Regions from separate parts of the Mus musculus genome. Here region 1 is linked to region 2. Evidence: chromatin loops called from intact Hi-C (ENCODE). Cell type or tissue: left cerebral cortex. All regions are shown on one strand. Each heading gives the region's core, and the rest is flanking DNA. Links, peaks and the distances in the headings are about the cores only.

Evidence for each region. Peaks named below come from ENCODE experiments on the same cell type or tissue, not always from the same donor. Only the 100,000 strongest peaks of a DNase experiment are listed, where the experiment ranks them.
Region 1: it touches region 2 in a loop (2.2-fold over the local background); 2 of 42 quality-filtered maps call a loop at or near these places.

The regions. Positions count from the first base shown.
Region 1 is chr6:54,626,521-54,639,146 of GRCm38, forward strand. Plekha8 (pleckstrin homology domain containing, family A (phosphoinositide binding specific) member 8) reads left to right here. Exons shown (of 14, transcript NM_001164361.1): 10 at 2,326-2,384; 11 at 3,300-3,430; 12 at 3,984-4,054; 13 at 9,190-9,251. Among named protein-coding and RNA genes, the nearest start is that of Gm34249, 24 kb to the right of the region's middle. In left cerebral cortex, for the core only: CTCF peaks have their summits at 3,414 (motif pointing left) and 5,132; DNase peaks (open chromatin) are centred at 3,414, 5,138 and 8,712.
Region 2 is chr6:54,674,424-54,687,049 of GRCm38, forward strand. Mturn (maturin, neural progenitor differentiation regulator homolog (Xenopus)) reads left to right here and starts at 7,201. Exons shown (of 3, transcript NM_001289740.1): 1 at 7,201-7,508. The coding sequence starts at 7,347. In left cerebral cortex, for the core only: no CTCF peak of the experiment used is centred there; DNase peaks (open chromatin) are centred at 6,679, 7,158, 7,879 and 8,110; H3K4me3 peaks cover 2,025 bases; H3K27ac peaks cover 1,118 bases.

The DNA.
Region 1 (12,626 bases), core at 1,572-9,571, 49 kb before region 2:
TCTCTTACTGGCCTATAGCTAAGCATGTAGGCTAGGCTGGTTGGCCAGAGGGCCCAAGGATCTTCCTGTGTCTTCCTCCCAGGGTCCCTCCCATGTTTGAGACACTGGGCCTATGACACCATGTCTGAGGCCCCTCCTCCATCCATGGGCGCTAGGGATTGAACTTGGGTGCTCACTCTTGTCAGGTGGGGACTTTACAGACTGAGCCATCTCCTCAGCCGTAGTCCATGCTGGAATTACTTCATGCGTGCATTGCGATGCTGGGATTGAGGGTTGTTTTGTCTTCATCACAGTCTAGTTATTTAAGGACCATTTGTCAAGAAAAGCAACCACCGTTATTTCTCCTCTTACATTGCTCTGGCTATCTGCTCCAGAACCTTCAGGCCTATAAATGGTCTCTTTCCTGACCCCAGGATTTGTTTGTATTTCCTTAGAATCTCAAGACTCACAATTTTGTTCCTTATCATGATTGTTTTGGAAATTCTAGGTCCTTTGCAGATCTGTATAATTTTAGTTTTAAATTTCCTATTAAAGGGCCACTGGGGTTTTTATTAAAGCTGCATACATTGAATTTGTAAGCCCAATCTGGGGAAAATTAATGTCATTCACAACATTATATCTCCTAGTCCATGAGTATGATATATATGTGTGTTATGTATTTGATGCATATACTTTAGTCATTTTTATTTTCTCTAATGTTAACGTATAACTGTGTTTTATTAGGAATAAATTTTGGACTTTATGGGTTTGATGCTATTTACATATGTAGCATAAATATATGTAGATACATTGATTGTTGTATGCTGGTGGTTGTTCTTATAGTCATTGTCTTAGTTAGGGTTTTATTGCTGTGAACAGACACCATGACCAAGACAAGTCTTATAAAAACAACATTTAATTGGGGCTGGCTTACAGGTTCAGAGGTTCAGTCCATTATCATCAAGGTGGGAACATGGCAGTATCGAGGCAGACATGGCGCAGGCAGAGCTGAGAGTTCTACATCTTCATCTAAAGGCTGCTAGTGGAAGACTGACTTCTAGGCAACTAGGGTGAGGGGCTTAAGCCCACACCCACAGTGACACACCTATTCCAACAAGGCCACACCTCCAGATGGTTCCACTCCCTGGTCCAAGAATATACAAACCATCACAGTCATGAATCAGATAATTTTATTAAAATGCTTTTTTTGCAGCTATTGAAATTTATGTTTTTCTGGTAATTGCCTATATAATGAGTTATGTTCTTTACATTCATTCACTCCTGTTTTGCTGTATTTCTATATTCTTTACCTATTTTCTGTTTTCTTTTTTTCCTCTTTTAATTCTCATTTCCTGTCTTAGGGCCAATGAAGCCGTTGTTCTTTAGCACACTGTTTTATTTCCTATTTGGGGTTCTTTTTAGCTGCATCATTTTCTACCTTTTCTTAAAAACGATCAATCAGATAATTTTTAGAATTTATTTTTTTTCTCTTCTGTTTTTTTTCTTTAACTTTTATTTTTATTTTGTTCTTTTGGTTTTTTTTTTAAAGATTTATTTATTATTATATGTAAGTACACTGTAGTTGTCTTCAGACACCCCAGAAGCGGGCATCAGATCTCATTACGGATGATTGTGAGCCACCATGTGGTTGCTGGGATTTGAACTCAGGACCTTCAGAAGAGCAGTCAGTGCTCTTACCCGCTGAGCCATCTCTCCAGCCCTTCTCTTCTGTTTTTATGCTATGCCTTAAAAGTAAAATTTATGTTTAGTAAATATAAATAATTAAAATTATATAAAGTTAGGAGTATAGTCAAATCAGTAATGTAATATAAGTTTATAGAAGATACATTAATATAGCAAAATAAAAATTAATGTATCTTACATAGCAGCATATCTAAAATGTCATAAACATGGAGTCAGGGTAGAGAGCCATTAGTGAGATTTTCTGCATTTTTCCTTTGGTGCTACATCTTTAAAAACCGATAGGTATTTTAGGCTTACAATTCACTTCAGTTTGGACTTTGCAACATTGAAAGTACTAAATAGTCACACATCTGTTGCTGCCACACTGGGCAGTGTACCAGCCTTTCAAATGAACACTCTAAATCGATGAGAGGTGCTTTCATCAGACCTGCCACGTAGGCCCTTGTCACAGAGACACATCTCAAAGCAGTGAGATAGAAAGCTGATGACCAAGTCCAGAAGTCAGAGTAATATTGGGGAAAATAGCTTCTAAATGTATTATTATGATAAAAATATTTTCTAGTATAATAATATATGTTTCCTAAATTAAAAAAAAACAAAACCTTTTTCAGAATTGTTTTTGATCCTTTTTTTTTTTTTCAGACAAACTTGGTCCCACAGTGTTTGCTCCTGTTAAGATGGATCTTGTTGGAAATATTAAGGTGAATATAAAGGAGAGGGGGAATCATTCACACTGGGAAGTTTGAGTAGAGGAATAACTGCTATGCAGGAGAGGCAAGCCTTTAGTAGGCTGACCACTGGATCAGTGGGGAGCCATGTCAGCAATGAGTATATGCATTTTGGGGTTAAACAATAATAAAAAAAAACTATGTTGGTTGGCAATAGCTATCATTTGTCTGGGATACAGAAGACCAAATTCCTGGTACAGCTAGCTGTGGGGCCATCAACAATAGGAACTCTCAACCTCCTTCCCAGAAAAGTGAAAGTTGTGTATATTACATCTAGCACTTGTGAATTAAATCTCTTTTTAAGCCAGGCATAGTGGCACATGCAAATCTCAGCACGTGGGAGGCAGAAGCAGGAAGATCTCTGAGCATTCAAAGACAATTTTATCTGCAGATTGAGTTTCCAGGGCAACAGGGCTGGGTAGAGAGAACCTGTCTCTAGAATAAAATAAAATAAAATAAAACACAGTACTCATCACTAGGTGTGATGTGTTGAGGAAGTTCTGTGAGTACCGTTCCTGGGACGTTAGGAGAGAGAGAGAAAGAAGTACATGGGCTCTCACTCATACAAGTGATGGGTTTGTGTGTGTGCGTGCGCGTGTGTGCATGCTCAGGATGAGAAGTAGTTTGAAACAGAAGACAGTTTCTAAGGGAGGCAATGGTACCCCAAGAATGATGCTTAAAGCTTGGGACTCTTGGAGTTTGTTAAAGCTCACAGAATTTTTGGAATTTTTAAAATACATTACCCTAAAAACAAGAAAGATAGTCAAGTTGACTTTGGTCTCCTAGAAGTCTTGTTGCTTGTAGATTTGAATTCTGTACTGACGGTACTGGTGATGTCACAGTTTCCAGCTGCCACAGTTGCCCTGTTTTGTTTTGTTTTGTTTCCAGAAGGTAAATCAGAAGTACATAACCAACAAGGAAGAGTTTACTACCCTCCAGAAGATAGTGCTGCATGAGGTGGAGGCTGACGTCGCTCAGGTTAGGAACTCGGCGACGGAAGCCCTCTTGTGGCTGAAGAGGTAAGAGGTGGAGTCAGCTGGATTGCTCACCCAGCTCAGGCTCAGCTCAGCTCAGCTGGAATGCTCACAGCTCACACCACCCGTGCCTTTCAGAGAGGCTGTGACCAAAGCTGTAACCTTCTGTGGGAAGTCTGCTGAGCCAAGCATTGGCCCCATAGTAATACATGTTGGTAATATTGGTAGTATTTGTAAGATCAGAGTTTTAGGCTGGAGAGCCAATGAGGTTCTCTTAAATGAGCAGCTTTCTGCTTCGATGGCAAAGCCTGGGAAAACACTGAACTCAGAACCAGAGTCTCTGGACTGCTAAGTCTGGTGTGGGGCTCTAGAATTTTCATTTTTCATGAATTCTAGATGATACTAATGCTAGAGCACCATAATTTGAAAAATGTTTCAGAGATGGCAGAGAGGGTGAGGGGAGTGTCCAGAACTTTCTAATAGAAATGGCAGGGAAGCTGGTCAGGAAGGATGTCTGTCTGTCCTGCCCTCTCCCTACCTTGCCTGAGATACTGAGATGAACTTTGAAAATAATATTTTTTCCTCTCTTTAATTTTAGAGGTCTCAAATTTCTAAAGGGATTTTTGACAGAAGTGAAGAATGGAGAAAAGGATATCCAGACAGCACTGAGTAAGTGTGCCTCATATTCTGATAGATCTGCAATTAGACTTGAGATAGCAACCCTGGAAATGGGACAGAGTATATGGAGACATTTCTACTTTGAGTTTATTTTTTTTTCTTTTTAAATTAATTTCACTTGTATTCACTGCTTCTTCTATGCTTTCTTAATAGGGCTCTATAAGGACTGATGATGCATGTGGTTTACCTGGCATGTATGAGTCCCTGAGTGTGATCCCTTGTCATAAGAAGGAAGGAGTAGAGGGAGGGGAGCTAGGGGTCTGTGCAGTGCCCGGGTCAGCTAGGTCTGATGTGTTAAAGATCTGAGTATCATCCTAACCCACATGAGATGAGTTCTTCTAAATTAGTCTATCGGAGTCCATATTTGAAGAGAAGCTCAGTTTAGAGCACATGAAAGAAGGTGGACAGGGAACTCATGGGGAGTTGCTGTGGAGTGAGATCAGGGGCCACCTGCCATCCTGCATTGTTCCACATGTCCATCTTGTAGTGACAGAGCCAAGACTGCAAGAAAGGCCTTTGTAAGAGGAGATTGAGCTGTATCTCCAGCACGGTGCTGTAATTATAGCATGTAGGTGCTTACTAAATAAATACTGCTATGTGGGTTGTGCGTTGATGCATCTATGCTATGAAGCTAGACTTCGTAGCATCCTCACAGTGTACTGATAACAACATGGCTGAGTTCTCACTCCAGACCTGTGGAAATCACATTAGTTTGGTGTTATTGAGATAGGGTGTCACAGTATATATAGCCCAGGTTGACCTCCAACACTTAATCTCTTAGGTACTGGAATGCAGGTGTATCCCACCACAGCAGGCCTAGCCTAAGTCTTGGAGTATGTGGAGGGAGTGGAAATCTTGTTACTCTAAAGCCTGGATTTTTGCAGTGTTGAGACAAAGTCAGACACTAAGTAGCCATGGTTATAAACAGAAAAATAAGTTAATTCCATTGCTTTGGAGAGGGTGGTACTTTTTTCAGTTTCCAAGGGGGCATCTTCAGAGACTGAAAGCATTCTAGGCCTAGATAAGATTGTATGAGCTAGAAGCTTCCAGGGCTAGGCATACATTAGCAGACAGAGGGCGCCTCAGAAACAACAGTTACATCAGGAGAATAAACGTTACATTTACAACAGGCAAGCACTCTGCCCACAAGCTACACACTCACCCAGCCCTTGATCTACAGACAGGACCCAGAAGATGTTGACTCTGTGAAGAGAAACTAGGGAGGACAGATGTTGCTCTATGACTAAATTATCATAGCCAGCGTTGGCTCTGCTCTCCCTTCCCCATCCTCCCTTTGGTGCTGTTCTATGAGTTCTAAAGTTCCATTCTGACACTCAGGCTTCTTCTTAAAATGATGTCTTAGTAATAACCCTGGTTTCCACTGCCATTCAGTGTGAAGAAGTAATGCACTTACCCTAGCCATCCCCTCATCAGACATGGCTGCAAGACTATGTCAACAGATGGGATTTCATTTTCAATTCTTTGACTATTTCCTGCCTACTTGTGTACGTGTGCTGTTTCCTGCCTACGTTGTATTTTGCCATTTCCATCCCATACTTCCTCTGATCCTCTTCCATTCCTGATAAACACTTCACAAATTCTCCTCACTCTCTGAATTCCCTCGGAAGTATAAATGCCAGTGTTCAGCAGGAGTCTGGAGAAGCCTGTCACAGACCCAGGCTCTATGAGCTCTGGTCTGGCGGTGCATGCTAAGGCTCATAGGCACCCCAGGCAGGCTTGCTCACCCATGACAAACGTGGCCTTAAGAGGACATTTACATAAAGATGTTCAGACCCCAAAGGCTCCTTGATGCAGATTTCTTCTGGGACAGTGGCTTTGCCTGTTTGTTAAAAACAACAGTCTCTGAAGTGGAGCCTGCTATCTTGTCTGACTTGAGTTAAGGTAGAAATGTAGGTAAAAGAGTATATGTATAAAACTATGTCTTTACTTCTGGAATTTGCTTTGAGACTATAAAAGACAGACTTTTGTTATTATTTTTTTCACAAAGAATAAACATTTTTGTAAGAATTATTTGATGTGATACAAATGCCCCAAATTGTCATTGCTTTCTGTTCTTGGGAGAGTCACTTCCTTTCCGGGTCTTTCATCTCTTCCTTTGTAAAAGGAAGAGAAAGTCAAACAGAATGATAAGGCTTTCCATTTAGAAATTTAGAATGAGTCTCTGGGGAACAGACACATCTCACGAATTGGGAGAAGGTCATTTATTTTATTTTTGGTTTTTTTTTTTTTTTTTTTCAGACAGAGTCTCTCTGTGTAGTCCTGGCTGTCACTGTATAATCCAGGCTGGCCTCAAACTCAGAGAAATCCATCTACTACTACTGCCTTCTGAATGTTGAGATTAGAGATGGGCACCACCATATCAGGCTCATTTATTCCTTTTAGAGACCTAAGAATACTGCTGGATTATAGAGCATGCAGTATGAAAATACATGAGAACTGCCATGAGGATTGATGCTTCTCATTATCTGATCTTCTCTGTGTAGCCAGAATAGACCAGGCTTAGACTTCATCTTATTTTAATACAGCCTAAAAAGAGACGATTTCCCTGGAATGTTGTGTGCTAGTTAAGTCTTCTGGTTTCTTGTGTATGTGAGTTTACAGGTGTAGGGGTACACACATGCTGCACTGCTCTTTCTGTATCTTCTCCATTGGATACTGAAAGTCAGGGAGGAAAACAGTAACGTTTTCAGAGCTGCCACTGAACCCTACCGAAGTAACTCAAAATCCACGGCTTGGTGGATAAAGACCTTCGCGGTTTGATCCAACTCCTGCTCATGGTTGTGCAACTTGGCCAGGTTCCATGGTTCTTTCTCGTCTGCAGCCATCACCTTCCCTTCTCTATATCCTATCCAGCCTTCAGGATGCCCAAAGTCCTCTGTCTGGTACACCAAGCTGGCTTAGTCTCTGTTCCTTTGGCACTATGTACAAACCTCTGCTTAGCAGTTGGCTGAAAATCCCATTTGTCATACAAATGTATCTTATATGATGATGGCGAGTTAAAAGGCTAACTCCTTCTCAGTCGAGTTCCCGAGGGCAGAAGATTGACTGAACTTAATTCATCTGCGATCCATTGCTCTGCACCGCGAGTGGACTATAGTAGACACTCAGTCCTTGTTAAGTAGAACAGCTTTCGCTGTAGGTGACCAGAGCAGATTATTTACAGTGGCAGTTAATACTCTGCCTGGATTAGGGTCACAGGAAAGTAAGGAGCCCCACTGCCTTCCACAGTAACTACTGTCCCTGTGTCTCCTTAGATGGCTGAGAGGGTTGGAAGTGTGGCTATCTTACTTGGTTTCCTTTCCTGCCTGCACTCACCATTTTCAAGACATCACCAAAACCCTGGGCACCATCTAAACTTCCCACGTGCCATCTACAGAGTCAGCTAAGTTTCTGGTTTACACCAGAGATAAGTGTCTTTAACCAGGTCCTAGCCTGCTTAGATTATTTGCCTAAGAGAAAAAAAATAAATTTAATATTGGGTGTACCTTGCAACTGTCTAAGAACTTGTGCATATTTGTATTGAATTTTTAACCCTTCTGCATGAGCTCCACACTGATACTGACATCTCATCCTGTTTCAAACAAGGGATAGCCAAGGATATCGGTTGTATTTAAAACCTAAGTCCTTATAGATAAAAGTATGTTATAACATGGATTGAAGCATTCTTTTATAGAAATATATTTTGCGCAAATTCAGATTGTGCAAAGTGGAAATGCTAACTCTAAAAAACACTGACATTTTTTAATAAAGCCTTATCCAAAAAAAATGAAATAAAAGTTGCCTAAAATTCTGTAATTTCAAAGCTGTTGAAGGCTTCATGCCCTCTGAGCTGCAGCTCCATGCCAGTGCTTACTTCCCAGCAAAGTGCAGTGTCCTGTGCTCTGCAATGCTTTCCCCACATAGGAACTCATACTGTGGTCCTGGTGTCTGTCTTCTTGCTCTTGTCAGAGCTGAGCATGATTGTGCAGCCTATCACAGCATCACCTAAGTCTTCACCAAGTGGCACAGTACCTGCACTAACCGGATTAGCCCAGGAAAGTAAATAGGTTTGCAACAGAAAACTTAGATGTGCTCAGGCAAAACCTGGAGATAGAGACCAAGCCATCCCTGTGGTGCGATGTACAAACAACCCAAGAATGCCATAAACTCCTGGGATGCCGAGTAGACATGGACGCAACGTATGAGGAAAGTGCATGGCGAGCTGCAGATGGATGGCTTCCAAGCATGCATCTAGTCTGTGGGAATGGTGCACAGTCCGCTTTAAGTGTTTTATACACTGTTGCCCAGTATTTCAGAAAGTGGATTCCCTGCACAAAATGCCATCCTTGACTCCTGGAAGTGTTTAAATTAAAATTATTATATACAAGTTTTTAAATCTCACTTTAAAATATCTGGATCAAAAATAATAGGCAGTTATCATTAGCATAATAGGTGTGAATGGCTTTATTAAGAGTTTTCCATGATTACCTTATAACTAACTCCAGGCCATCCTCTCCAGACATTTTGTTTGTTTGAAGGACGATCTGTTTTGTTTTGAGACACAGTCTCCCTCTGTTGCTTAGACTGACCTCTTTTTTTTTTTTTGGCACAAGTGATTCTCCAGCTCAGCCTCCTGAGTGACTGGAACCGTGGGTGTATATGCTACACATTGCTTTTCTGTAACATTTTTGGGGACTCGGGCTTCTATACTGTATATTGAGGGTTACTAAGAGAATTAAGACAAATGTTTGTTATCTCAGGAGTGAACATTAGAATTGTCAAGAATTAGAGATGACTTTACTCACTGGAAGATGGGTAATTAGAGAAGTATCTAAGCCTGGCCAGAAGGGAGCCTGCATTTCAAAGAACAATGGTTTAGATTCATTGCATAGTTCCAGTTGTATTTAATGATAATTTTCTATATCTTTTTCTCTCACCTTACTGTGTTATCTGTGAAATTTTTCCACTGTGATAATAAACTGAAGTTCAGATACAGTGACCCCAGTATAGGTGAAAATTTCTGTTTGTCTTGAAAGAAAAGAAGCCAGTAGTTAGCATATATTAAACAGTGTATTATACAAATCACATTGGCATCTTACCATCCACAAAATCTCTTTCTTTTCAAGATAACGCATATGGCAAAACATTACGGCAACACCATGGCTGGGTAGTTCGAGGGGTCTTTGCGGTAAGTCAATCCTGTCTCCTAGAGTTGCATAATGAGCAAGGTGCTGGGTCTTGTTAACATTGGTGGTTCTCAGCCTGTGCACCAAGACCCGTTGGGGAGCATCGAACCACCTTTGACAGGAGTTGCACACCAGATGTCCTGCGCATGAGATCTTAACATTGCAGTTCATAACAGTAGCAAAATTACAGTTATGAAGTAGCAACAAAAATAATGTTATGGTTGGGGATCGCCATACCATGTGGAACTGTATTAAAGGGTCGCAAAGGTTGAGAATAACTGGTCCACATGGTCTTTTCTGCTTGCTTTAGTTTTGGAGACAAAACCAAAAAAGTCAGCTCATTTATGTTTATAGGCTTTGAAATGTGAAAATGTCAGCAATAGAAAATGTCTCACAAAGACTAGCTAGCAAAGACTTATGAGTGGGAGCGTTTCAGTGACACTGGAGTTGTGCCTCTGACGTGGTTGTCTGCAGAGAAGAAGAAAAACAGAGCTGGTTAGGCTGTGGTCTCAATACCACCAAGGAGGGATTAAGCCCAGTGATGAGTCCCAACTCACAGCTCCTCTGCTGCTCATTAAGTTCACTCCCAGCTCTTAGTTCAGGTTTTTCGGGTTTTGGTTTTTGTTTGTTTTGTTTTGTTTTTAGTTGGATTTTATCTTCAAATATTAACTGTGTGGGTATGTAGTAATCTCTTCTTAAACAGTTATTGTAACAATGAGGATATTAGACATTTGTATGCGTGTGTTTGCCTGGTACCTAGCATCTCCTCCTTCCTGGCATTTGCTTTACCTTCTTAGCTTTTAAAAATACATTTTATTAACTCTTTCAAATACTGACCTAGTTTATATATTACTTTAAATATATAGTTCTATTTATACATGTTTATCTTTATATACCCACATGTTTATGGTATGTATGTAAATTCATATTTTTACATTTAGTTTATAGTATAATTATGTAGTCTTTGTCACTAGATTCTGTGATGACTTTTGTTGCTATTTGTAGATCAAGCCCTCAGCCTCAGTTGCCAGACGAGCCCCATTGCTCTAGTCCCAGTTAAGACCATTTCACTATCATGAGAGTCTGAGATAAAATACTATTATTAGTGGTTGCATAATGCATCCCACAGATTGCTTCATCCTCTGTAAGAAGTGCAAGCCACCTGTAAGTTTGTTCTTAGCTGTGGCACAACATCTGTTCACATACATTATTTTACTGAAATTCTTATTCCCTAAAATAGACTGCTGAAGGAATTGCCTATCAAACACCACACATTGCATTTACAGGTTACAGTTTGGAGTATTTATCACACACTACACATTCTGAGAGACATGAAGTTATTGCTCTACTAACACTGAGAGTACTCTTATTTTCCCTGTTAAGAACAGAGACCTGAGACACAGAGAGATAACCCATCTTTGGTCATGGATGGTGTTGGACAGTATCTAGTGTTTGATGCTTATGGTATTTAAGGAACCTGTGATTTCAGGCATTTTGCCTCAGTTCACAGTTACTCCCCAAGACATCCGTACTTTGGAAGGCTTATTCTAATGTGCCAACTAGCCAATCTCAGTGGCTCAGAGAAAACATCTTTCCGTCCCTGGAATTTGACTCATTTGCCAGCCAAGTAGTGAACTTTTATTCTCAAACACATCCCATCTGAACAAATGCCAGTCAAGGTCCTGCCACCAGCTTGTTGATACCCAGCTGTTGCTTGACCTTCCTGCTCTCTGTCAGCCAGGTTGGAGAGTTGAGCTCACCATTGGCCTTGCCTCTCTTTTCCTAGAGTGCAGCCTGCCTTATTTTCATTTTTTCTCTCTTTCCTTTATACTTACACTATCTTCTGTATGTTTATTAGGTGTCAGGCTTTGGGCAAAACACTTATACGATCTTCATCTTTAAAATAAAAAAAATATTTATCTGCCTTCTATGCTTGAGGAAGGTGAGGTTCTAAGAACCTAAGCACTTTGCTTAAAGTCTTCAAATGAGTATGTGAAAAATCTGAGATGCAAAGATACAAGCCACTCTTCCTTCACAAATGAGGATGGATTCTCAAAGGCTTTCAACGTATAGGGGGACAGTGAAGGTTCTCTGCTGTCTCAGGAGAGCCAGCCTAGCGATACTTGGAAGAGAAGTTTTGAGAGCTTTTAAACCAGACTAGCCAGACTGCAGTGGAGATGAGGACGGATCCTAGGAAGTCTCCTACCCAGAGAGATGGTTGGGAAGCACAGAGTGAGCCTAGCTTTCATCCTGGCCCCCACGTTCCTGAGACTTAAAATGCTCATACAAGAATAAAGATAGAAACTGTACATGGTTCTTCATATTATGATTAAAATGTCAGTATAGAAGCAAAAAAGAAACATTATCTGTGTATTAGTTACTTGTTGCTTCAACAAAATACCTGATAAAATCAGTTTAAGGAAGGAAAACTTATCTGGGCCCCCAGGATCCATCATGACAGAACCAGGCAGCAGGGGCTTGAACAGCTGCCCACATTGCATCCCCACTCAGAAGCAGAGTGATGGAGTCTGCTGCTTTCTCCTTTCATTCAGACTGAGTCCCCCATCCATACAGTAGTGCAAGTCATGGTGACCACGTGTCTCTCACCCAAGTTTGAGACACACTCACAGATGAGCCCTTAAGGTTGTCCCCTTAGAGATTCTAGATCCTAACAGGTTAACAGTATCACCATCATAAGTCTACCCTTTTCACCATAGGCTCCTGGCCATCTTATCATGCAAAATGCATTTGGTCCAACTTCAAAAGTCCTCAATTTGTTGTCTTTAACAGTTCCAAAACTGTTCAAAAGTGTAAGTTCAGAGTCTCTTCTGAGACTCAGAAAATCTCTTTAACTTTGAAACTCTGTAAAATAAAAAATCAAATTACATACTTTCAACCAAAAAATAGGTCACAGAGTAAAAATCACAATTCAGAAGAGAAGAGTTGGGACATAACAAGGGACTGTCAGACCAATGTCAGACCAAAGCCCAGTAGGAGAACACCGGAGTCTGCGGCTGCACATGGAGCATCTAGAGTTCCTGAGGGAGTCATTGCATTCTGGCGTGCTTGGGCAGCACCCATTGCTGCAGCTCTGCTGCCTAAAGCACACGGAGCCTGTCTCTGGAGCCACCTCGAAGCCATACCTCCAACTTGCCGCAGATACCTCGCGCTCCTGCCGTCTCTAATATCCTGAGTTCTCTGTTGCAACTTGGCTTTGCATTTGCAGCTTTGTGCCTTTATGCTGCAGTCTCTCAGGGCATCCTAGCAAGGAATCCAGGCTCACATAGCTTGGCTCAGAGGCCATCTGGAATCTCAGTCAAGACTCCATGACTCCCTCACTCTTGTGTCTGTCAGGACTGTAAAGCCAGTAACACATG
Region 2 (12,626 bases), core at 2,268-10,267:
AACCGGAAGAAACCAGGAGGCTCCGCTGATCGGCTGGAGTCAGCGGAGTCGGCCGAAACAGCAAGAAGCTGCCGGAACACCACCAGAAGTTCTTTGGTGCATTTCTCTCCATGAAGTCATGACAAGTGAAGATCGGTGAAGAAAGCAAGGTGAATCAATGCAACGGTGTCATCAGTGAAGCCCAGCGATGACCAGCAAAGAGCTGCAAGGCTAACCCGTGCCAGAGCACCATCCATTGTCTGTTGGGTTATACTTACACTCTTTCCAAACATTATGTGTTTGCTCTGGCTAAACATCACATGCCTTTCACCAGGCAGCTTCCAGCAAAACATCATGTGTCTGTCCTCAACAAAATCTTCTCCTGTGTCTGCTTCAGAAAAATATCCTCTCATAAGGCAGTTTCCCAAAAAAAGAAAAAAAAAAAGTCACATGACACAACAGAGTCTCCAGCGAAAGCAGAATTCCCTGTTTCAGTCATCTCTTCTTCTTCTTTTTTGAAAAAACACTTTTCTGGATAAGAGCAGTGGGCTGGGCAGTATCACCAATATTGCCTTGGGCTCTTCTTTAATACTATTTTTAAAAATCTGCCTCATTATAGTAAAGCACACGCACCCCAAAATCTATTATGCTACCCCTTGAAGTGTTAGGAAAACCCATCACAGTGATGATTCTAGTGAGCCCCTCGTCATGCCCTGCTCCCCCACAATCATGGAAAGGTCCTGATTTCTTTGATGATAGTGTAAGAGTTGCAGAAGAAAGATCACCAAATCCAAAGCGATGCCTGACCAACTGCAGGCAAACATGTGTGGATGAAGTATTGTAGCAAGCATCAGAAGGAAGCCCTGGACACCTGAAGTGCCTCGACTGTTTATAGTTTGGTCTAATCTTCTAGGAAAATGCTGATCAAGACTCTTCTAACGTGGTCTTCCTTTCTTTTCTCTTTCTTTTCTCCTTTTTTTCCTTTTTTTCTTTTTCTTTTCCTTTCATCCTTTTCTTTGTTTCTTTCCTTCTTTCTTTCTCCCCCTTCCCCTCTCCCTTCCCTCTGCCCCTCCCCCTCCCCCTCTCCCTCCCCTTCCCCCCTCCCTCTCTCTCTCTCTCTCTCTCTCTCTCTCCCTTTTGTTCTTTGATACAAGAGTTTCCCTGTGTAGCCCTGCCTGTCTTGGAACTCTTTCTGTAGATCAGGCTGGCCTTGAACTTGAGAACCCACCTGTCCCTGCCTCGCAAGTGCTTGGATTAAAAGTAGGATGGCATCACCACCACCCCAGCTGACATGGTTTTCTATGAGCACTGAATATTGGCCATGCTGCCTGATCTGCCTGTGTTATGGGCTCCTTCTGTCTGGCTCCTCCCTTGTCTTTCCCTTGACTGGTTCTTCCTAGACAGGGATCTTCCAGTGGGCATGTGTGACACAGTTACCCATGAAGCTTCATAAAGAGGCAAGGGCTTGCTCCTTAGCATCTCCACGCCATGCTCATGACAGAGTATGCCCCACAATCCTCCTTGTAATCCAGAATTCCTTGAACATAATGGTGACCACTGTGCTCAGCGCCCACATCTCTATTTCTATCTTTTTTCAGGCGTGGCTTCAGTGTCTTCATTTGGAATATTGTTTGGAATAAGCAAACACATTTTCCTGTTGAGTCGTTAGACTTTGGCACTCTCTCTCGACCTTCCCATTTAAGGATTACTAATTATAAATTAAATCATAACAATTTTAAGTCATCATTTAGAGATAATTCTTGTTTTAGTCAATGTTGGTCTGAAGGTTCTACTATGGGCTATTTTGGTTTCAACTTTTCTCATTAATGTGACAAAACGCCCCGCTAGAAACAACTTAAAGAAGTTGATTTGAGGAAGGTACTACATCATGGGAAGTGTGGTCGTTCGAATGAGAACAGCCCCTATAGGTTCATATGTTTAAATGCTTGGCCCCCTGGTTGGTGAAACTGTTCCAGGAAGATTAGGAAGTGTGACCGTGCGGGAGAAGATGTGTCACTAGAGGTGGTCTTTGAGGTTTCGAAAGCCAATGGCCACTCCCAGCTCCCTCTCCTTCTCTGTCTCCTGCTTGAGGATTGGATGTAAGGTCTCAGTTACTGCTCCAGTGCCATGCCTGCCTGTCAGGGTCATGGTCATGGACTCCCACCTCTTAGAACCATGAGACCTCAATTAAAAGGGTTCTTCTGCAAGTTGTTTGACATTGGATCTTATCATCATCATAATAAAGTAACTAAGACAGTGAGGAAGGCATGGTGTCTGGAGGGAGGAAAGATTTATTTGGTCTTGCTCTTTGGAAAGCATAGTCATCATTGCTTGCCTCCCGCCCCCATGTAACTCTGTAGAACAAAATGGGAATAAAAACAGGGAAGAGAAAAGATGTTGACCTCATGGCCAACCAGGAAGCAGGAAGTAGCAAGGGATAATATATTCTTAAGGACCAGCTTCCTCCACCTAGCAGCTACCTCCACAAGCTCTCCTCAAACAGCATCACCATCTGGGAATCAAGCATTCCAAATATGTGCCTGTGGGAGACAATCCATGTTCAGTTCACACCAGAGACAATCCATGTTCAGTTCACACCAGAGACAATCCGTGTTCAATTCACACAAGAAACAACTCATATTCAGTTCACACCAGAGACAATCCATGTTCAGTTCACACCAGAGACAATCCATGTTCAGTTCACACAAGAAACAACTCATATTCAGTTCACACCAGAGACAATCCATGTTTAGTTCACACCAGAGACAATCCATGTTCATTTCACACAAGAAACAACTCATATTCAGTTCACACCAGAGACAATCCATGTCCAGTTCACACCAGACACAATCCATGTTCAGTTCACACAAGAAACAACTCATATTCAGTTCACACCAGAGACAATCCATGTCCAGTTCACACCAGAGATAATCCATGTTCAATTCACACAAGAAACAACTCATATTCAGTTCATACCAGAGGATAATACTTCTTTCATTAGATTTGGCCATCCACTGGGTTTTTTTGTTTGTTTGTTTGGTTGGTTGGTTTTGTTTTGTTGTTGTTGTTGTTGCAGTTTTTGAAATAGGGTTGCCATATGTAGTTCAGGCTAGCCTGAACTGTGTAGCCCAGGCTTGCCTCAAACTACCACTCTTCTTGCCTCAGTTTCCAACATATTAAAATTATACTCATTGCTACCATGTCTAGCTGGACTTTAAAGCTAAAGAAAACATGATTTACTTCATTCACCAGTACTCATGAAGACAGCTTAGAGAGATTGTCTGATATCTGCCTTGTAGGATCCCAGCTTTAGGGGGAGAAATGTTACTTCTAGGAAACAAGAATTTGGGGAGAATTTAAAAGGAAATAAATTCATCCACTTTTAGAGATACATGGATGAATGTGATTGTAAAGGTTTCTTAGCAACAGGATTACAAATCTTTTTATAATCTATCAGATTTCTTATGAAAACTTCTAGAGGTGGGCTGGAGAGATGGCAAAGCGGTTAAGAGCACTGACTGCTCTTCCAGAAGTCCTGAGTTCTATTCCCAGCAACCACATGGTGGCTCACAACCATCTGTAACAGGGATTCAATGCCCACTTCTGGTGTGTCTGAAGATAGCGGCAGTGTATCTCACATAAAATAAATAAATAAATCTAAAAAAGAAAACCCACCCTCTAGAAAGAACTTAATTTTATACTGGATTTTACAGGACTAGACTAAACTTGTTTTAAGGCTGGGTTATAGCGCAGGGGTAGAGTACTTGCCTTGCCTGCATAAGACCCTCGCTCCAACCCCCAACCCTGTGGTGATGATGATGATAAACAATCTTTCTTTGAAATTATTATGATCACAAAAGGAAAAAGAGTCTGTATTGGTTTGCTTTATATTGCTGTGATTTGGTTTTAAAAGAAAAAAACTGGCAAAAAAAAAAAAAAAAAAAACCCTGGAGAGGGAAGAGTTACATTTTGAGTTACATATTACATATTTGAGTTACATATACTACTACTCACAGTCATCATAGTAGGGAGCCTAGGCAGTGCCTGGAGTCAGGATCTGAAGCTGAAACCTTGGCGTCTGCTTACTGGCTTGCTCTTGGGATCAAGGCCAGCTATCTTTTTTATATTTCCCAGGACCCCTTGCCTAGGAGTGGCACCTCCCCATGGCGGACTGTCCTCCTACATCAGTCAACAATCAAGAAAACATCCTACAGACTTGCCCGTGGGTCAATCTGATGAAGACATTTCTTAATTGAGGTTCTTTCTTCCAAGGAGACCAGCACAGGGCACCGGAAAAAAAAAAAAAAAAAAAGAAACACAAAAGGTTTCTTGAGACGGTCTATGGAGAGCTCCATGTGAGCTGAGAGCGAGCCTCCCTTTCTGGGTGTTGGGATTCTAGAGTTTGTGGTTGAACTGCTTTACAGAGAGCCAATCTTAGTGTAAGTAAACCCTGCACCCAGCTAAGTGCCTTTCACTCCTGCCCGGTGGCCGCCTTTCACTCCTGCCCGGTGGCCGTCCGACCATTTTGCGTTCCTGATTCAGTCACAGAAGTACAGGTGTCACTGAGGAGTCAAGCACAGTTCTGGTGCTCTGCCTTGCACTTCTGTAAGTATCACGATTTTAAAAGACGACAGTAACCTTAGGCTGGGTCTGCAGCACAGGGGGAAATTGCTTGCCTGATGTGTGAGAGGACCTGGGTTCCTCCATCCCCAACATCACTCCCCCGCACCCCCCCCAAAAAAACCCAAACCAACAAAACAACACACACACACACACACACACACACACACACACAATCCACAAACAAAACCAGAAAGTTTTGAAGTGCAAATTTCTGGTTGTGTCATCTGATGCAGACTCACATGGTGTTTTGCTGAGGAAAGACCTATTGGAGGACACTGTGATGTTTGGAGAGAATATAAAGGGGACTCAAGGGACAGTGGCAGTGTGCTTGCATAGCTAGCCTTGCAATGCTTAGCTGACCTCTAGTCTGTGGATTTTCACTTCCTTGAGAGAAGCACAGCAGAGAACTTCTCTTGGGGTCGCTGCTGCTCCTAGTCGCTCCCACTGTCTCGGAGACCTGGCTGCTTCTGCTGGATCATGCCGCCGCTGCTGATTCCTGATTGCTATCCTGACTCTACAGAACAGGACTGCTGGCATCCTGACAAACGGAGACTGGAATCACCCTCAAAGAACTGCTTCTAAACAGGTCCACATCCCCTTGTCTATGTACCATCTTTTCTCCCCTCCCTTCAGACAGTGGGCTAGAAGGGGTGTTGAAGTGGTTGACAATGCTTATTAAGTGTAAGTTTTAAGACTCTAAGCCTACAAAACTGTGCCCGAAGTTTATCCCACCAAGTTTCCTGGTCCTTTGTTACGCAGCCTCTGTTCTAATGTGTGTCTCTAGTGAGGCAGCAGAGAGGAGTTTGCCTCAACTTATCTGTCAAGCTATATGAAGGCCCTCACAGAGGAGCCTCGTGATCAACCCCTCGCCAGATGTGTTCTGGCTGGCCCTCCTCCAGACTCTGCTCCTGTATAACAAAGATAACCCCTCTCTCTTGTTCCATTATTTCAGTCAAAATGTAGATCATGAGAGATGAGTGTAATTAATGCACCACTGAATTTCAGCATCCATTCTGGGTGTTAGACAGTCTCGAGCTTGTGCACATTTCTACACATATTACATAAATGCCATGTCAAATCAGCAGCCATCCAAAATTTAACATTCATGCTTGGTTTAACAGAATGTCAAGCTAATCAATACTGCTTCACACATCGGACACCAATGAGTACTGCTATAAGCCTAGGCATATAATCAAATTTCCTACATTTAAAAAACCCAGGGCTAGAGAGATGGCTCATTAGTTAAGGCATCTAGCTGTTCTCCCTAAGAACCTAGATTTGATGATACACACATGGTGGCTCACAAAGGCCTGTAACTCCAGTCCCAGGCTATCCAATACCCTCTTCTGGTCTCTGGACACCAGACACATACATGGTACACACCAATACATTTATGCAAAAACACTCATACAGATAAAAATGAGTAAATTGTAGAAAAACCCACTGGATTTCTATTCCTTTCACACACACACACACACACACACACACACACACACACACACACACACACTTTCTCAAACCCTAACTATAAGGTCATGAATATATACCCATTTTCACAGATGTGGAAACTGGGGTTCCCAGGACATATCCCAGTCACACTGTCAAGTGGGTTCTCTTAGCCTCAGAAGTCAGGGAGTAGAGGAAGAATCACTCCCACAGTCTAAAGACAAATGCAAAGACAAGCAAATAAACGTAAGGAAATTCTGCCACAGAAATGATCAAAACAGATGACTGTGGAATAACGTCTTCTGCCTGTAATAACAGGTGCACTAGCTGGGCTCCCCTTGGCTAGACTGCCAGCTTACTGAGGCGTTTAGACCCCAGCTCATTCATGTTTACACCCCAGCTAGCAAGGCTCCTGGTTCAGAAGGCGCAGTTTAAAAATAACCACGAATAAATGTTTATAGAATGAATGCTATTTAATGTGTCCCTTCCGGAAGCCAAGTGTTCAGACGAGGACTCTTCTACTCCCTGTAAACCAGTGTGTCTGCTGGGCACGCAGCAGCCAGAGCATTCAACAGGTGTAGTCAACGGGCAGGCTCCTTGCTTTCCAAGCAGGGTTGGGGTGTGGCTCGGTGGTAACATGCCTGAAAAGCACGACTCTGGGTTCAATTTTCCAGCAACTCAAAATACAAAACAAAACCTCAAACCCAACAAACAAAACAACAGTTGGCCATTTTAAGTCATATAATATAAATTCAAGCCAAATCAGTGAAGGTATTTGTAAGAAGCACGCAGCTTGATGTGCGTGTACACTTCCTTCCAAATCAGTCTAGAAAACACACTCTGGGTTCCTGGGAGGACCGAATTTTGGCTTCTGTAGAAAGCAAAGCTGTTTCCCCGGGTGCTCGCAGCACCTCTACAATCAGCCCTGGCAAGGACCAAGCAATCTGTACTTCTGGGTGCGTCCCTCGCGTTTATAGCGGATTCCAGAGAAAGCCTTCCAAACTGGCTCCAAACCAGGGGTCCGGAGCCAGCCCCGCCCCACCCCGCCGCCACCTGCAGAGACGGGCGCCCCGCCCACCCTGACGTCACCGGGCTCCGGGCGGCGCCGAGTAGGGCTCCGGGGATTGGCCAGAGTTCGTGACGTCACGAGCCGGGGCGGCCCCGGACTGGCGGGGCCCCGGGGTGCTTGGGTTCCTTTCAAGGCGGGCGGTGGGGGTGGGGGCGGGGCGGAGGCGGAGCGGGCGGTGTAAACAGACCCGGGAGCCGTGAGCCCCGGAGGAGGCGCGGGCGGCGCCGCCATGGACTTCCAGCAGCTGGCAGATGTCGCGGAGAAGTGGTGTTCCAGCACGCCCTTTGAGCTCATCGCCGCCGAGGAGACGGAGCGCAGGATGGACTTCTACGCCGACCCGGGCGTCTCCTTCTACGTACTGTGTCCGGACAACGGCTGCGGCGACAGCTTTGTGAGTGCACGGGACGGGCGCGCTCCGCTTTGCCCAAGCTCCTCCAGGGGGGCCGGGTGGGGCGGATAGCGGTGGCAGGGTGCCAGGGTGCCAGGGAGCGGAGGTGTGGCAACCTACCGGACCATCGCGCACCGGGCGCGTGGCTAAGAGCATCCCATGGGAGCCTCTATGGGGCACCCACCGGGCGGGGCTCATAGTCCCTGCGGCAGGATCCGAGGTCGGGTCCCCGAGAGGTGTCAGTCCCCCTCGGGGTCTCAGACACAACTCTGCAGCCGCTCCTCCCAACAGGGCCCCCTCTCCAGCCTGCGAGTCTCTCAAACGGACACAAAGCCTCTGTCCACACCCGCAGTGATAGATCTTTTGGACCCTCTTTGCGGAATTACGCCCTGGAGCTTAAAAATGCACGCGCGTGCACACGCGCGCGTTCGCGGGGGCACGCCTATCCCGGGTCTCCTGCTTCCCTAGCTCCTCAATGAGCTGCCAGCAAGTGTTTGTAGCCCATTCGGGTTCTAGCCTGCCATGAGGCTACTGTGTCCTCGCCGAGGCCTTTCGGCTTTTCCAGAGGAAAACCCCACACACCCAGGTCCAGAGGGACCAGAACCAGGAACTACAGCGACCATACCTTTGGCCAGCATCCCTCCCACTAGGTATTCTGGTGCTGACAGTTTAGGAAGGAGATACTGAGAGCACGCGGTTGTGATGGGAGGTGTGTAGGCAGGGCAGGGATGGCGCTTCGTGGAGTGTTTGTAAGCACTGTAAATAATAGTCCCCAAATGTAAGATGGAGGCAGCTGGGGATGAGGGTAATCGTGTGGTCGATGGCCTGAGGCTGGAGGCGCTGCTGCAGCAGAGGAAGATGGGGTGGTGCATGGTGCATCGACCGCTTGGCTCATCAGGTGAAATGACAAAGCTGGACATATCCCCCCACCCCGCTGGGTCCGTACACCTCATCCATCCATGGGAAGTTCAACCTAGGATCCCTGAGACCCGGACAGGACAGGTGCACATCTGCCCAATAAAATATGATCCTGGTTTTGGGTGGCAGCTAGATTTAGGTTCTGTTCACTTGTCTTCCCTTGAGTTGCCTACCCACAAAATTAGCTTCCTAATACCAGTTCTCTGGCAATCTTTGAAGTAGACCTAGCAGTTTGATGCACAGCAAGTGTCCTGCAAATTTAAAGTTCAGAGACCTAGTGTTCCCCCCTATCTTTGTATAAACTCTTACCTGGAACTAAGAATGTAGCTTAGTTAGAACACTTGTGTAGTGTGTGTAAAATCTGTTAAGCATTGAAGGAATTTGAATTAAGTAGCATCTCTGCTATTTGGAAATTTTGTTAACAGTAAGACTATTATATAGCATCTTTCAGTTTACAAACTTTAAGATTGTTTAAATAGTTACAAACACTGATGAAGGCTTGGTCTCTCCTTGGTCAGAGGTATCTATCTGACGGATGGCACTGTGCCTCTAAGCACAGGTAGTTGGCTCTAAAGGAATATAGCAGTACTTAGCCCCTATTCTGTTCGGCCATCCCCAGGTGCACACTTCTGTCTGTGTTCTTGGGGACATCACTCTCTTCCAGGCTTAAACAACTATGTCCTCCTGTTACCTGACTTCAAGTGGCAGCCTGTTGTCACTGGATGCCAAGCAGGGCTGCTTGGGAGTACCCCTGGCTTGTGGTGCTCATATCTGGGAGCCTGTGTTAGTGTAATCGCTGTAAATGTCACTGCCGTCTGCAAGACAGATTCCAGCCCCAATTCTAAAAACCTCCTAACTCTCTCTCTCTTCCCCACTCGGTGTCCAGATCATCAGAGTTCCGCCAGCATCGTGAGGCAAGCATATGCAGGGCCCTGTTCCTCCGTGCCTGTGAGGGCACTTAGGGGTGATCCCTCACATGGCTTGTCTCTTCCTGTACCCAGGCAAGACCCCAGGATCTTGTCTTCTGGTGCTGGAGATCTGAATTCAGGTCTTCATGCTTGTATACAGCAAGCACTTGACCCACCGAGCCATCTGCTCAACCTTGAAAGATGCCTTCTTACTGGGCCTCGCAAGAATTCTATGAGGTAGATGTTGTACTCATTTTAGAGGCGAGAAAACTGAGGCTTGATGTGTAAGAGACTCTGATAGCCCAGATCTCTGTCGCCTCACTGAAAATTGGCTCACAGTAGCTTCAGAGGCTCAAGAACAAAGATGCCTTTGAATGCCACTCCCCTGGGCAACTCCTGGGTGTCTCCCTGCCTCGAAGGCTACCTGCCAATGTAGCCCCTTTCCAAACTGTCCACCATGTTGGGAATTGTGGCTTCGCAAGGAAGGGCTGTGCCACCCAGGAGAAGGGGGGCAGGAACTGGGCAACCAGCTGGCAGTTCTCTCTTCTGCCAACTCAGAAGGTCTTGAGGGCTATCGGCCCTGAGAAGGGGATTGTGGGCAGCCATTCAGGTACCAGGGAACAGAACTCTGTGTGTGTGTACAGGTACACATGCTCATATGCTCCTGTACACTCCCAAATACGCTGGTTTGTGTCCAGTTGGAGCACTGGCTGCCCTCCTCCCTTGAATTGAAGAGTGCCTACACATCACCTAGAATAGAGATTGCTGGTTGCAGGGACAGACAACCCATCAGAAGCATGTTTAGATGCACAATTTTGTGTAGTTTCATCCCCTCTGATCCAAACACATAGCAGTAGCCATATTATTAAAGAAACCGTGCTCACGGAGGGACTCGTGTCGCACGTATGTTTACACGGTTCCCATTTGTGAGCGTGTCTGTGATGTATTTAGGTGGGGCTGCACTGTGGTCTTGCGATGGTGAGAAGGAGAGGAAAGGCGTCTCTTTACCTACTACTTTTGATTGCCCCATCCAGAGTGAGATAATCATGCTATAACCCATTACTACTGTGAGCGCTGTATGAGGAGCCAAGCGCGAAGTGGAATCACTTCATAGAAGTGAAACAACTTCATAGAAGTTATTTCAAGGAAGAACAAAGCCACTTGTATAGTTAGCTAATCGTGAAGAGGGTAACGTTGGGGTGTTATGAGCCCAGATGATTGGGAACCAGCAGTCACTTATCTGCTAATTGACAGGCAGTCTGCAGGCAGACGCCTGTGATTTTCAGACCCCCTCTAAATATAACTGCTGTCTGTGACTTGGCTGAGCCAAGGCCCCCTTAGGCAGCATGCACAGAGGCAGTTGAGGGCATGCAAGCAAAACCCCTGTGGGGTGTTCTCTGCCTTCTGCTGCCTGTGTAGCCACAAGCAAGGTACTTAACCTTTAGAGCACCAGTTTCCTCCCTGACAGAATGCTTAAAACGATGGGCAGGCTGCCTTAGTTATGGCTGACTGTGCTCTTCTCACTGGGTGTGCAAGTGTGTTGGGCGCCACAAAGTGGTTTGTGGTTTCTGTGTTCTGTCTGCTACGTGGATTTTAGATTAAGAGACACCAATTAAAAATAGAGCACTAGCAGAAACTCCACACTTCAGCTAAGATGGCCCATGGCGATATTGGTTTGCGGACTTTTTTAGATGCCAAAATCTGAGGCTACTCAGAGCTAGTATATGAAATGACATATTTACACACACCCTGCACCTAACCCTGTATGCCTTAACTGGGTTAGAATACTGAGAGCGTTTAATACAGTGGGAATAGGAAGTAAGTGGGGTTTGTTTTATTTTGTCCGGGGAATAATCTGTGCTCTGAACCCCTCTTGGTCTCACCAGCTTATAGCTGTAGGTCTAGCAGCATGCCCCCAGGACAAGAAGAGCTCAGAGGGATTGAGTTAGCCTAGTGATCTAACGCCACGCTTTGATGACCAGGTCTTGTCATCTCTATATAGAAAGTGGAACACACTCCCTGCCTTGCCCTGCCCTGCCCTGCCCGCGACTTGCTTGTGCTGTCTTAGGTGGATGAGCTCAGACCTGCTGTAACAGAAAGAGGTACAGAAGGCCTATAGTCACAGTGCCCCCATGGGGCATTTGCTGTAAGAGTGGCAGGTCATTCAGGGTGGGGACAGCGAAGGCCAAATGAGTCATTGAAGCTCAGGGCTGTGGTCAGTAGTGGAACTGCTTGAGTTCTCAGTGAAAAATGTGGGATGAGCCTGGAAGTCTGCATTGTAACAAGCATCCAGGTGACAGTCAACAGTTAAGAACCCCAGCTCGGCTGCACTTCCTGCTCCCGGCATCTCCTGTTATCATAGGAGGCCTGCGCTCACCCCAGCTCCAAACTCACCCCAGCTCCAAGCGTCCTCCGTACCCAGGGCAGCCAGCATGCTTCGGTCTGACACTCCCATCTAATCTATTTCTGTGGCTGCAGATAGTTTCTCCAGTTCCTGCTGTAGTGTTTTCCTGGCTAATGTGGGTGTTTGATTATATGTGCTTGGAGTATTTTCCTGGCTGCGGTTACAGTGGCTGTACCTTATGGCCCAGGACGTTGGGACTTCAGCCACTCAACCTGGTTTTACGACTCTTTCCTTTTATCATCTTTCTTTTATCACACACACACACATGCACGCATGTTCACGCTCGCGCACACACACACACACTTCATGGTTACATCTCAAGTCATCCTGCCTTGTATTCTAACAGTGCTAGATACCTTTAGTTTTGGAAAGAAGTATTTTAAATAAAGTTAAATACTTTATGTTTGTAAAGACAGTAGAAATAAGATGATTAGCAGTCTGTGGATGGTGTCTTTTCAAGTTGTCGTGACCCAAGCCCCTATTTCTTCATGGTACCTTGCAGACAGTGATTCCAGTTAAGGGTTTTGATTTGTTTTTTGTTTTTTTTTCTGATTTATCTATTGCTTTGTGTGTATGAGTCTTTTGTCTGCATGTATGTATGTGCACTGCGTATGTGCCTGGTGCCTACAGAGGTGCCGACTACCCTGGAACCAGAGTCACACACAGTCCTGCGCTATAGTGTAGGGGCCAGGGAATCACACCAAGAGAAGCAAGTGTTTTTAACCTCTCAGCCATCTTTACAGATTTTTTTTTTCTCTTAAGTCCACAAAACCTGTAAGGCTGGGACTCTGGGAACTGCTGTACTAGTCGATGAAGGCTCTTTAGGCAGAAGACCTTTCCTGGGGTTCAAGTCTAAATTCTCCAACAGATAGCAATAAATAGCTCCAGAAG